Regions from separate parts of the Homo sapiens genome. Here region 2 is linked to region 1. Evidence: chromatin contacts called from ENCODE Hi-C data. All regions are on one chromosome and are shown on one strand. The core of a region is the stretch at or near the end of the contact, and the rest is flanking DNA. Distances in the headings are between cores, read along the strand shown.

The links. Hi-C counts contacts between places; a loop is a spot of excess contacts on that map. Pooled maps may share reads with other maps.
Region 2: a pooled map shows a loop between it and region 1 (23-fold over the local background). The contact joins the promoter of ELAVL2 here to the promoter of CDKN2A-AS1 in region 1. A Hi-C loop is called at or near these places in 1 of 168 maps with a recorded cell type or tissue (naive thymus-derived CD4-positive, alpha-beta T cell), 5 of 37 single-sample maps with no recorded cell type and 8 of 50 pooled maps.

Annotation. Positions count from the first base shown.
Region 1 is chr9:21,963,461-21,968,388 of GRCh38, forward strand. It overlaps CDKN2A-AS1 (CDKN2A antisense RNA 1), which reads left to right and starts at 3,679. Exons shown (of 1, transcript NR_024274.1): 1 at 3,679-4,294. It overlaps CDKN2A (cyclin dependent kinase inhibitor 2A), which reads right to left. Exons shown (of 3, transcript NM_000077.5): 3 at 4,292-4,782. The coding sequence ends at 4,769.
Region 2 is chr9:23,823,551-23,828,478 of GRCh38, forward strand. ELAVL2 (ELAV like RNA binding protein 2) reads right to left here and starts at 2,690. Exons shown (of 7, transcript NM_004432.5): 1 at 2,256-2,690. It overlaps LOC105375992 (a long non-coding RNA gene), which reads left to right and starts at 2,878. Exons shown (of 3, transcript XR_929519.3): 1 at 2,878-2,967; 2 at 4,476-4,590.

The DNA.
Region 1 (4,928 bases), core at 2,429-4,928:
ATTTCTGAGTTCTCTGTTCTGTTCCATCAGTCTATGTGCCTATTTTTATACTAGTACATGCTGTTTTGGTGACTGTGCCTTTATAGTATAGTTTGAAAGCAGGTAGCATGATGCCTCCACATTTGTTCTTTTTGCTTAGTCTTACTTTGGCTGTGCAGGCTCTTTTTTGGTTTCATATGAATTTTAGAATTGTTTTTTCTAATTCTGTGAAGAATGATGGTGGTATTTTGATGGGGATTGCATTGAATTTGTAGATTTTTTTGGCGGTATGGTCATTTTCACAATATTGATTCTGCTCATCCATGAGCATGGGATATGTTTCCATTTGTATGTTGTCTATTATTTGTTTCAGCAGTGTTTTGTAGTTTTTCTTGTAGAGGTCTTTTGACTCCCTGGTAAGGCATATTCCTAAGTATTTGATTTGATTTGATTTTTTTTTTTTTTTTTTTGCCGCTACTGTAAAAGGGGTTAAGTTCTTGATTTGATTTTCTGCTTGGTCGCTGTTTGTGTATAGAAGAGCTACTGATTTGTATACACTAATCTTGTATCCAGAAACTTTGCTGAATTCTTTTATCAATTCTAGTAGCTTTCTGGAGGAGTCCTTAGGGTTTTCAAGGTAAACGATCATATCATCAGCAAACAGTGACAGTTTGACTTCCTTTTTACTGATTTGGATACCCTTTTTATTTTTCTCTCTCATCTGATTGCTCTGGCTAGAACTTCCAGTACTATGTTGAAGAGGAGTGGTGAGAGTGGGCATCCTTGTTCCAGTTTTCAGAGGAAATGCTTTCAACTTTTCCCATTCAGTATTATGTTGGCTGTGGGTTTTCATAGATGGCTTTTATTACATTAAGGTATGTCCCTTGTATGCCAATTTTGCTGAGAGTTTTAATCATAACAGGATGCTGAATTTTGTCAAATGCTTTTTCTGCATCTATTGAGATGATCATGTGATGTTTTGTTTTTAATTCTGTTTTCGTGGTGTATCACATATGTTAAATCATCCCTACATTCCTGGTATGAAACCCACTTGATCATGTCATGGTGGATTATTTTTTGATATGTTGTTGGATTCTGTTAGCTAGTATTTTGTTAAGGATTTTAGCATCAATGCCCAACAAGGATATCAATCTGTAGTTTTTAAATGTGCTTTTCTGGACCGGCACGGTGGCTAAGGCCTGTAATCCCAACACTTTGGGAGGTCGAGGAGGGCGGACCACTTGAGGTCAGGAGTTCGAGATCAGCCTGGCCAAAATGGTGAAAATCCGTCTCTACTAAAAAGGTGTTGTGGCGGGCGCCTGTAATCTCAGCTACTGAGGAGGCTGAGGCAGGAGAATCGCTTGCACCCGGGAGGCGGAGGTTGCAGTGAGCCGAGATCGCACCACTGCACTCCAGCCTGGGCGACAGAGAAAGACTCCGTCTCAAAAAAAAAAAAAAAAAAAAAAAAGTTGTTTTCTGCTATTTCCTGAACTTTATTACGTAAATGAGACACGTGAGATCTGGAAGGAGGTGGAGGTGAAGACCCTCCCACCTGGCCTGCATCCAGAGTACTTGGGGTGTGGCACTGGCGTGGGCCCCAGGAAGGATCCCAGCCAGTTTTGGTGCTGGAGGCCCGGCCAAAGGAAGGGCTGCTCTCCCGTCCCGCGGGCTCCGAGGTCGCCGCACCCGGGCGCGCCTGGGCCTCGTCACCCGCGCTCGTGACGCGTGCTTACAAAGGAAACTTTTACAGGTTTCGGTGGGCAGGGCCTTTTATTGCCCTTCTGCTCCACAGCCCCCGTGCTTAATCGGTTGGTTGGGAGGTTTCTTTCGTCCGTGGTTTTGGAAAGTCCCCGCCTCCAAACCGCAGTCCCGCAGTCAGTTCTGCAGCCTCAGGGCCTCGAACAGCCATGCTTAGAATCCGTCCTTCTTTCCTGCTCCATCTACCCTTCCCCTCTGGCTTCTTTTTTTTCACTGGAGAAAGCCCACCCGAGTCTCTCAGCCTGCTTCGGAGGTTACTGCGGCCTCCTCCACGGGTAGTTCTGGGACCCGGGTCTAGTCCGCGGTTCCGGAGCAGGTCCCTCCCTGGAGTCGTCAGGCCCAGTATGCGTGTGCTCAGTGTGCTCGGGAAACACGCGTGGGCTTTAACAGCAGATCTCCATAAAAGGGTCCCGGAGATAGCCTCTGCCTGGCCCGAGGCCCAGTGCCTCAAAGCGGACGCCTTTGCGCTCCCGGAGGTGCTCACACCACAGCGGAGCCTGCTGGCGAGTGGAGCGTAGGACTGCGAACCAGCAATCTCCCGAGAAGCGGCGAGGGGGAGGGGAATGTCTGTGAATCGGTTATCCCTCCCACCCCCAGCAGAAGTCGGGGAAATGGGGGTGGAAGGGGGAAAAAGGGAGAGAACAGGAGTGGGGTTGAGGAAGGGTAAGGAGGAAGGTGAGCTTCCTACAGCTGCGGGGGAAGGTGGAGAAAATTTTCAGGGGGACAGCTGAGTGGTAGAGCTAGCGAGCTTCAGAGAAATGTTGACAGACAGATGCCCAGAAAGTGAGGATGCCGGGCATGGGCACTGCGTACCAGGCACAGGAGATATATGGAGGCAGGAAATTGGCACATCATAAGCATTTGACCATCCTGCCCTAAAACAAAACAAATTGAACAACAACAACAACAAAAGATAATAGCAAAAGTGGCACAGTAGTGAGCTCGCAGGGCCCATTCCTATATAGAAACACAGAAAAATAAGCAAAAGCTGCCAGAATTGACTTCGTGGGAACTCTGGGAAACAGTAAGAAAGTTTTACAGCAACCAAGTGAGTGCTGAACCAAGGCAAAGGTAACTGAAACGCAATGATAGAGAAGAGGGGCAGGGAAGTGTTGGGTAGACAAAGGCGGGTCCCTGGTAAGGGCCCTCCCCTGGGCCTGTGCCCACTGGACCTAGGTGAGGACAGGCACTCCTTCCTTCACGCCCAAATGTTGCATATCCCAAGACCACCCTGTCCCGCCACGCCCCCATCCTTTGCCTATGAAAACCCTGAGACCCTAGCAGGCAGACACACAAGCGGCTCTATGTCCAGAGGAACTCATCGGAGGAACTGGACGTGGAGCGGGGCACCCCAGCGGAAGGGAGCACGCCAGTGGAAGAGCACACTGACAGACCATAGGAGTCAGTCTGTTATATTATCATAGTATAATATTATAAAATTATTATAATACAATAAAAATATAAAAATATAAATAATGTAATAAATATGGATAAAAATAATAATTACATATTTATATTTATATGAGAACACTATGAATAATTTTAAGCCAAAAAACAACTCGATGTTCATCACTGGATGAGTAGACGAGCAATTTCCAGTATATTCATACAATGGAATATGATTCAGCCATAAAATGAAATGAGGTACTGATACATGCTGCAGCAGGAATGAACCCCCAAAACACTACACTTGGTGAAAGAAGCCAGACACGGAAGGTCACATATTGTATGATCCCATTTATAAGAAATATTCAGAATAGGTAAATCCATAGAGACAAAAGGAGTTTTGTAGTTGCCAGGAGTTGGAGGCAAGAAGAGTTTAACAGGTATGCTTAATGGGGCCTCCTATGCAGTTGACGAAAATGTTTTGGGCTAGATAGGAGTGATGGTTGCATAACATTGTACTAAATGCCACTGAATTCTACTCTTTAAAATTTTTAGTTTTATGTTATGTGGCGTGTACCCTAAAAAAAAAAATAGAGGTGCAGTGCTCCAGCACGGGATGAGGCAGCGTGGACAGGAGCATCTCCCAACCTCAGTGAAGTCTGAGCCGCGTGCCTGCAACAATCCCACTGTGGCAGAGAACCGCAGAGTTCCTTCCGGTTTGGCAGCAGTCATTCGCAACCTCACAGCCCTCTGGAACCCCAGCCTGGGGGTCTCAGAACGCCGAGGCGGGGACTGGGAGCCGAGTCGGATTCCGAGACTATGGGCCAGGGTTGGCTGGATTCAGTTACCTGGCTGAGGCCTGGTGAGCAAAATATCCCAAACCTCGCGTGATCTGGAAGGGGAAGCCGGATAAATACGGATCTCCAGATGTGCCAGTCTCGAGTCTATCGATATGAGGTCCCCCTAGAGTTTCTATTCATCATTTTAACCGCATTTCATCGATCTTGAGACACGGCTTTTGATATTTTATCACCTCAAGATAAATAGTGTTAGATGTCTAATAGCAGCGTTTTTCTAAGAGATACATGAAACAACAGTGTCAGAAACGATGCTGTCTTCCATGCGATGAAATTGTTGTAATAGGTGCTCAATAAATGTTGACAATAAATGAGTGAATGAATGAAAATTATTTTATTTTTATTTGAGCTTTGGTTCTGCCATTTGCTAGCAGTGTGACTCAAGAGAAGCCAGTAACCCCCCTGAGCTTCCCTAGTTCACAAAATGCTTGTCATGAAGTCGACAGCTTCCGGAGGCTGCGAGGCTCGCAAGAAATGCCCACATGAATGTGCGCTTAGGGCGTGAGTGCTCACTCCAGAAAACTCCAACACAGTGAAAAGGCAGAAGCGGTGTTTTTCTTTTTTACATTTTTATAAGAATATATAAAAAATGATATAAATGGACATTTACGGTAGTGGGGGAAGGCATATATCTACGTTAAAAGGCAGGACATTTTTAAAAGCTCTATTTTCTAAATGAAAACTACGAAAGCGGGGTGGGTTGTGGCGGGGGCAGTTGTGGCCCTGTAGGACCTTCGGTGACTGATGATCTAAGTTTCCCGAGGTTTCTCAGAGCCTCTCTGGTTCTTTCAATCGGGGATGTCTGCAGAGGGCAGAAAGAAAACAGGCGTTAGAAACCTGAGGTCAAAGATGTGTGGCACATCCCGCCCTCCTCTCTTGCCGTCCCTACCGGCATTGAAATACTTATGGATAAAGTTCTCGCAATGGCTTCACGTGCATGTACCCGCC
Region 2 (4,928 bases), core at 1,440-3,939, 1.9 Mb after region 1:
TTCAGGCAATGACAGCAATAAGTAAGGGCGAGAGTTAAAAAATAAAATGTTAACCCCATAACAACTTCGAAACTCTCAACATATTTTTTTGCGGGCTTATCTGTTCATAGTCTGACAAATCTTTCAGATGTCCCATTTAAGAAGCCATTTTACAAGGAAGTCTTAAGGCCCAAACACATTTCCTACCCTTCTGTTCCCCAAAACACGAACACCCTTTTTCTGACCTTTAGAAACTGATTTTCAATTTGGAAAATAATTTCTTTAGTTACTATTGTCTGCTGTGTACTTTCTAAAAATTTTCATTGTAAGTCTACGTTTTATAGGTTGCAGTTAATAGTGTAGGCCTGGGAAATAAAACATTAATCTCCCTCCCACCCCCAGAGGATGGGTATAATAAATAGGGGTGCGGAGAACGGCTGAAGGTTTAGAATCTTAACCAACTGGAGTGTTTGTACATGAGAGGGGGAAGGGACAGAATCCGTGCATTTCGGGGAGAAAGTACAGAGACCTCCATCCCTGTCCAGCAGTGTTAACAGTAAATACTAAATGGTTGGCTATTTCTCTCACCCTCGCCATAATAAAACCAGACCTGCAGCCGGTAATTACGAGAAAATACCCAGTCTCGCCATCAGTTTTGCTAACCGGTACTTGAAAATGGGAAACGGGGAACTTATCCAACCTCCAATTTGTCACAGTTGTATAGCTTTCGTATTAATTCTGTACAGACGTGAAATAGGTGGGTACGTAGCAACGTGCTGGGCATAAATTAAGCAACAATGGCCACGCGAGGTCTCGTCCGCCGCGGAGCTCCAGTGGTGGGCACTGCCACCTTGCCATCCCTAGCCCCCACCGCCCTTCGCAGAGTCCAGTCCGGGAGGCTGACGGTGCGCTGGCTTTCCCAGCCGGTAGAGTGGGTGGGGTGAGGAGCAACGAGACGTTAACCCCAGCCGGCTTTGTAGCTTTTTCCCATCCTCTGCCTCTCGAGCACCACATGAGCGCTCTCACGCACACACTCACCCACACCCCCTCGTGCCAATAATTTAAACTTCTCTTAGGAAAGCCAGCAGCTTGTTCCACCACCACCACCCCTTCCGCCCTCCCCGGCCCACGAACATCCTCCCCCTTTCCCACATCTACCCTGGATCCTCTCTTTGGCAGTAGAAAGCCAAATGATTTCTCCTAAACCCTGAGAAATCACAAAAGTTAAAATGAAGCGTGTGCCTATCTGCCCAGCTTGTCATCCCCAACCATCTTTCTCCTGGCGTCAATTTAACAATAGCTATTCGAGGAAGTGGGGGCGGTAAGGAGGGGGTGAGGGCTACGTGGCCGAGTTGGCTCCTGGGGTGGCTGCGAAGCCTCGCGGCTGCAGAGGGGTTCCCCCTCTCCCCGAAGGCGAAGTCAGCCGCGTAGGACCAAGGACAGGGCTTGGAATCCACTTCCCAGCGCCCAGCACAGCGAGGCTCCCAAGCAGCCGGCACTTCATAGACACAGCTCCAAGGATCTTATTTACGCTTTTCTGAACAAAGGGAATCTCATATCCGGTACAGGCTTAAGAATTCAGCCCCAAATTGGCTATCTTCTTTTAAAACTGAATTATGATAATTGGAGTCCGTGAATCAGAGCCCGCATACAATGATGAGTTCTGACAGCTTCTAACAACCCTAGCCTCAGCCCAGCCCCAGCCCCAGCCCTCAGGCGGCATGTACTTTTTTCAGTCAACTACAACTCGCTGCCTGGTGCAGCATCTAAATTCCATCTGGCAATCCCATCTCCCCAGCACATGCTATCTGGTTAATGCAATTAAGCCTGTGGTTTTCGCTGGTCTAATCTGCCAGTCCAGGCTTCTGATTCCCCTTAATGATTGTAAAGCCTCTCCCGTCCTTCCGTTGCTGAGCCAAAGTAGAGGCATGCATCCCCAACACCCAAGTTATCACTCTCTCCCCACGAAATGAACTTCCGATCTCAATCTTGAAGCTCACTCCACATCTAACCTCCCATTGTACCCCTACTCCCCCCTGGCCACATTTACCACTTAAGTTTCTGCCATGGACATTTACGAATATTCAGTACGCTAAGCATGCGTCCACCGTCTTTTAGTCTAGCTCTTTAAAATTAAAAAAGCAGAACAGTAGCTTTGAAATGAGACAAACATGTGCAATTAACTTCATATTCTGTATTCCGCTCACTTACAGGTTTTCTGGGTTTGCCAGCGCATCGCTGCAACTAATGATTAAAGAAACCAAACCGAAACTTACCTTTCTCCCTTAAGGTTTTTGTGTATGTGTGTTTTTAAAGTAACGGTGCAGTTCTCCCAATAAGGATGAGCAAGAAGCTGCTGGATAGTTCTCTTAAGACAGCACGAAACCTAAACTGTGCTCGGCTTAAAAGAAGCAAATAAAAAGAAACGCTTTCGACCCCAAAGTCCAATGCTAAAAGAAATGGCGAAAAAAAATATGAAAGGGGAGGGGAAACTTAAAAAAGAGTTTAAAAAGACGGAGAGACTACCCTCCTATTGCCGTTCAACTAAACAAAAAGGGGCAAGAAAAACAAACCAAGGAACAAAGAAAAGAGACGAAAGAACGTTTTTTCAAAAAGACGATGTCTTTCTCCTTGTTGCTTTTTAGTAGGTCGCTACAGGAGTAAGCTGCTGCATCTCTAACTAAGAACAGAAATAGGGGGGAGGACGTCTTAAAAGGGAGGTGGACTGGACCACAGATTTATAGCACCGTATCACCAACCCCTTCTCTGCCTCCGCACTGCCGTGTGTGCAGCTGCTCTGCCAGGCTCCTATCCCGGGCAGCACGCGCGGAAGTATACGCCGAATCGCGCCACAACGTAACTTGCTCATCGCCCCAGGATCCTGATTGGTCCACACGCTTCCATTGAGGCCGCCCAGGCGGGGCCGCGTGAGACGATTGGCTATGGGCTTGTGTCACTCTCGAGAGCTCAATGGAGTCCCGTTTCAAGGTAAGTTGTGCGGGGAGGTACACTCTTAACACTGGCGGCGAAGGGAAATGCAAGAAGCAAAAAGAAATGTGGAGAGAGCAACGTGGGAGGGTTGGAACTGTACTATCAGAGTTTGCGATATGGCACGATCTCCTTTCCTCTTAAATCTTTCTGCTTCAGAAAGATTCATTTCCTTTGCCATCACTGCTGCATCTGTGGCATATTTCTTTATAACATTTAACTCTGTCCGGTATGTATGAGTCATTGAGAGCTCCCTCTCTTTGATCTGAGTGAAAGGGATGAATGTACATCCATTATTTGCCCGCATGCCTTTTTTCGATTTGTGTTCAGTACTGTATTTTGTATTAGATGTTAGGTAATTGTATGTCTTTATTTTAATATACGCATATTTCAGATTTATGTGTCCCCATGAACCCCTTTTTAAAGCATCCTTTTAAGATAAAGATGAAGTCAGAAATGCTCTCAAATAAAGCTGCACGGTTTGAATTGGCTTTCACTTCATGTTAGAATAGAAAAGTGTAGGATAAATATCCTATCCAGAAAAAGAGGTATTGAGTAGAGCTAAGGTCCTTCACTTCGAGGTGTCTAATGATTCTCAAAAAGAGCAGCTGTATATAAAACTGGAACAAGCCACTCCTCTGCATTTGCAGACAGGTACAGTCCTTGGACCACACATGTATTGCTGACAGCAAAGATAGTTGAACCTTTATCAGGGCTCTTTCTGTGAGGATTTAAGAAGTTTAACCAGAAGACCAAGTGCTATCAATGCTTCTGCTTCATAGAGGAAGACTACTTTATTACAACCCCATATTTTAACAGCATTCAGGAGACCAAAATACAGTTTTATGCATGATAATTGTTTCTTCCTCTAAGTGAAAGTGAGGTCCTCAGGATCGTCTGGATGTATAAGTAGACACAATATTCATTTGACCTACGTTCTTTTCCAGCCAGCATTTCTCTTTTCAATCTTGAAAGATAGCACCAACTTCCTAGACAGTTTTTACCATTCTTACCAGAATGTGTAAATGTAATGTACACATTACATTACACATGTAATGTGTCTTAACCAGAGGCACATGCCTTTTTGAAAGGGATTCCTTTACATATTTACAACTAGTCGCTATCTTTGAGAATGCCGGAAAAAGAAGACACAGGTAAGAGTTAGAGATTGCAAAAGGGTAGGGTGTCATGGAGGGGAATGGGACAGAAGATCCCAAAGCAAAATGACTTTGAAGTGAGGAATACAGTAAATCAGTGTTCTTTGAGAGTGTCCTTGAGTGTTGATAAATGATTAATGGTGAAAAACAGACCTGTTTATCTCCCGTGTAGCCTGTATAACAATATACGAGTTCTGTTACTTTGCATGACAATACCTGGGGCTTGAGAAAGAAGGCCTGAATCTATGTTATCTTATAATTAGTGTTTATAAAATCATGCCTTAACCTCCACCCCCAGTTTTTGTATAACAACCTCTGGAGTCTTAATTTCAACTTAAAACTATTCTCTAGACCTGGGTGAAACTCACAGCAAGAAGAAAGAAAAGCACTTTGAAGAAATGGAGTCAAGGGGGAAAAGGAAGACTCCACCCCATCTAGACTAGATGTATGAATAACAGAAGATTGGGTTTGTAGTCATCTTCCTTCAACCCCTCCCCTTGTCCCCAGCTCCATACAGAGAAATAACCTTTAAATGAATACAATTTGGGGAAAGTATAATACTGTTTGATTTCATCAGACTTACCTAGGCAGTGAATTGTCTTTCCTCCTTTTTACCATGCTCGTAGGTTAATATTGAATTAGTTGCATATGCCCATATAATTTCAGTACATTGAAGTAAATCTTTACCATTATAATTATATAAGTGCCTTCTAACTAGGTGGAAACTAATACTTTTTTTGGTGCATGTTTATATCCACAAAAAAAGACTTGTAGATAACTGTGATATCTGTAGATAACCCAAAA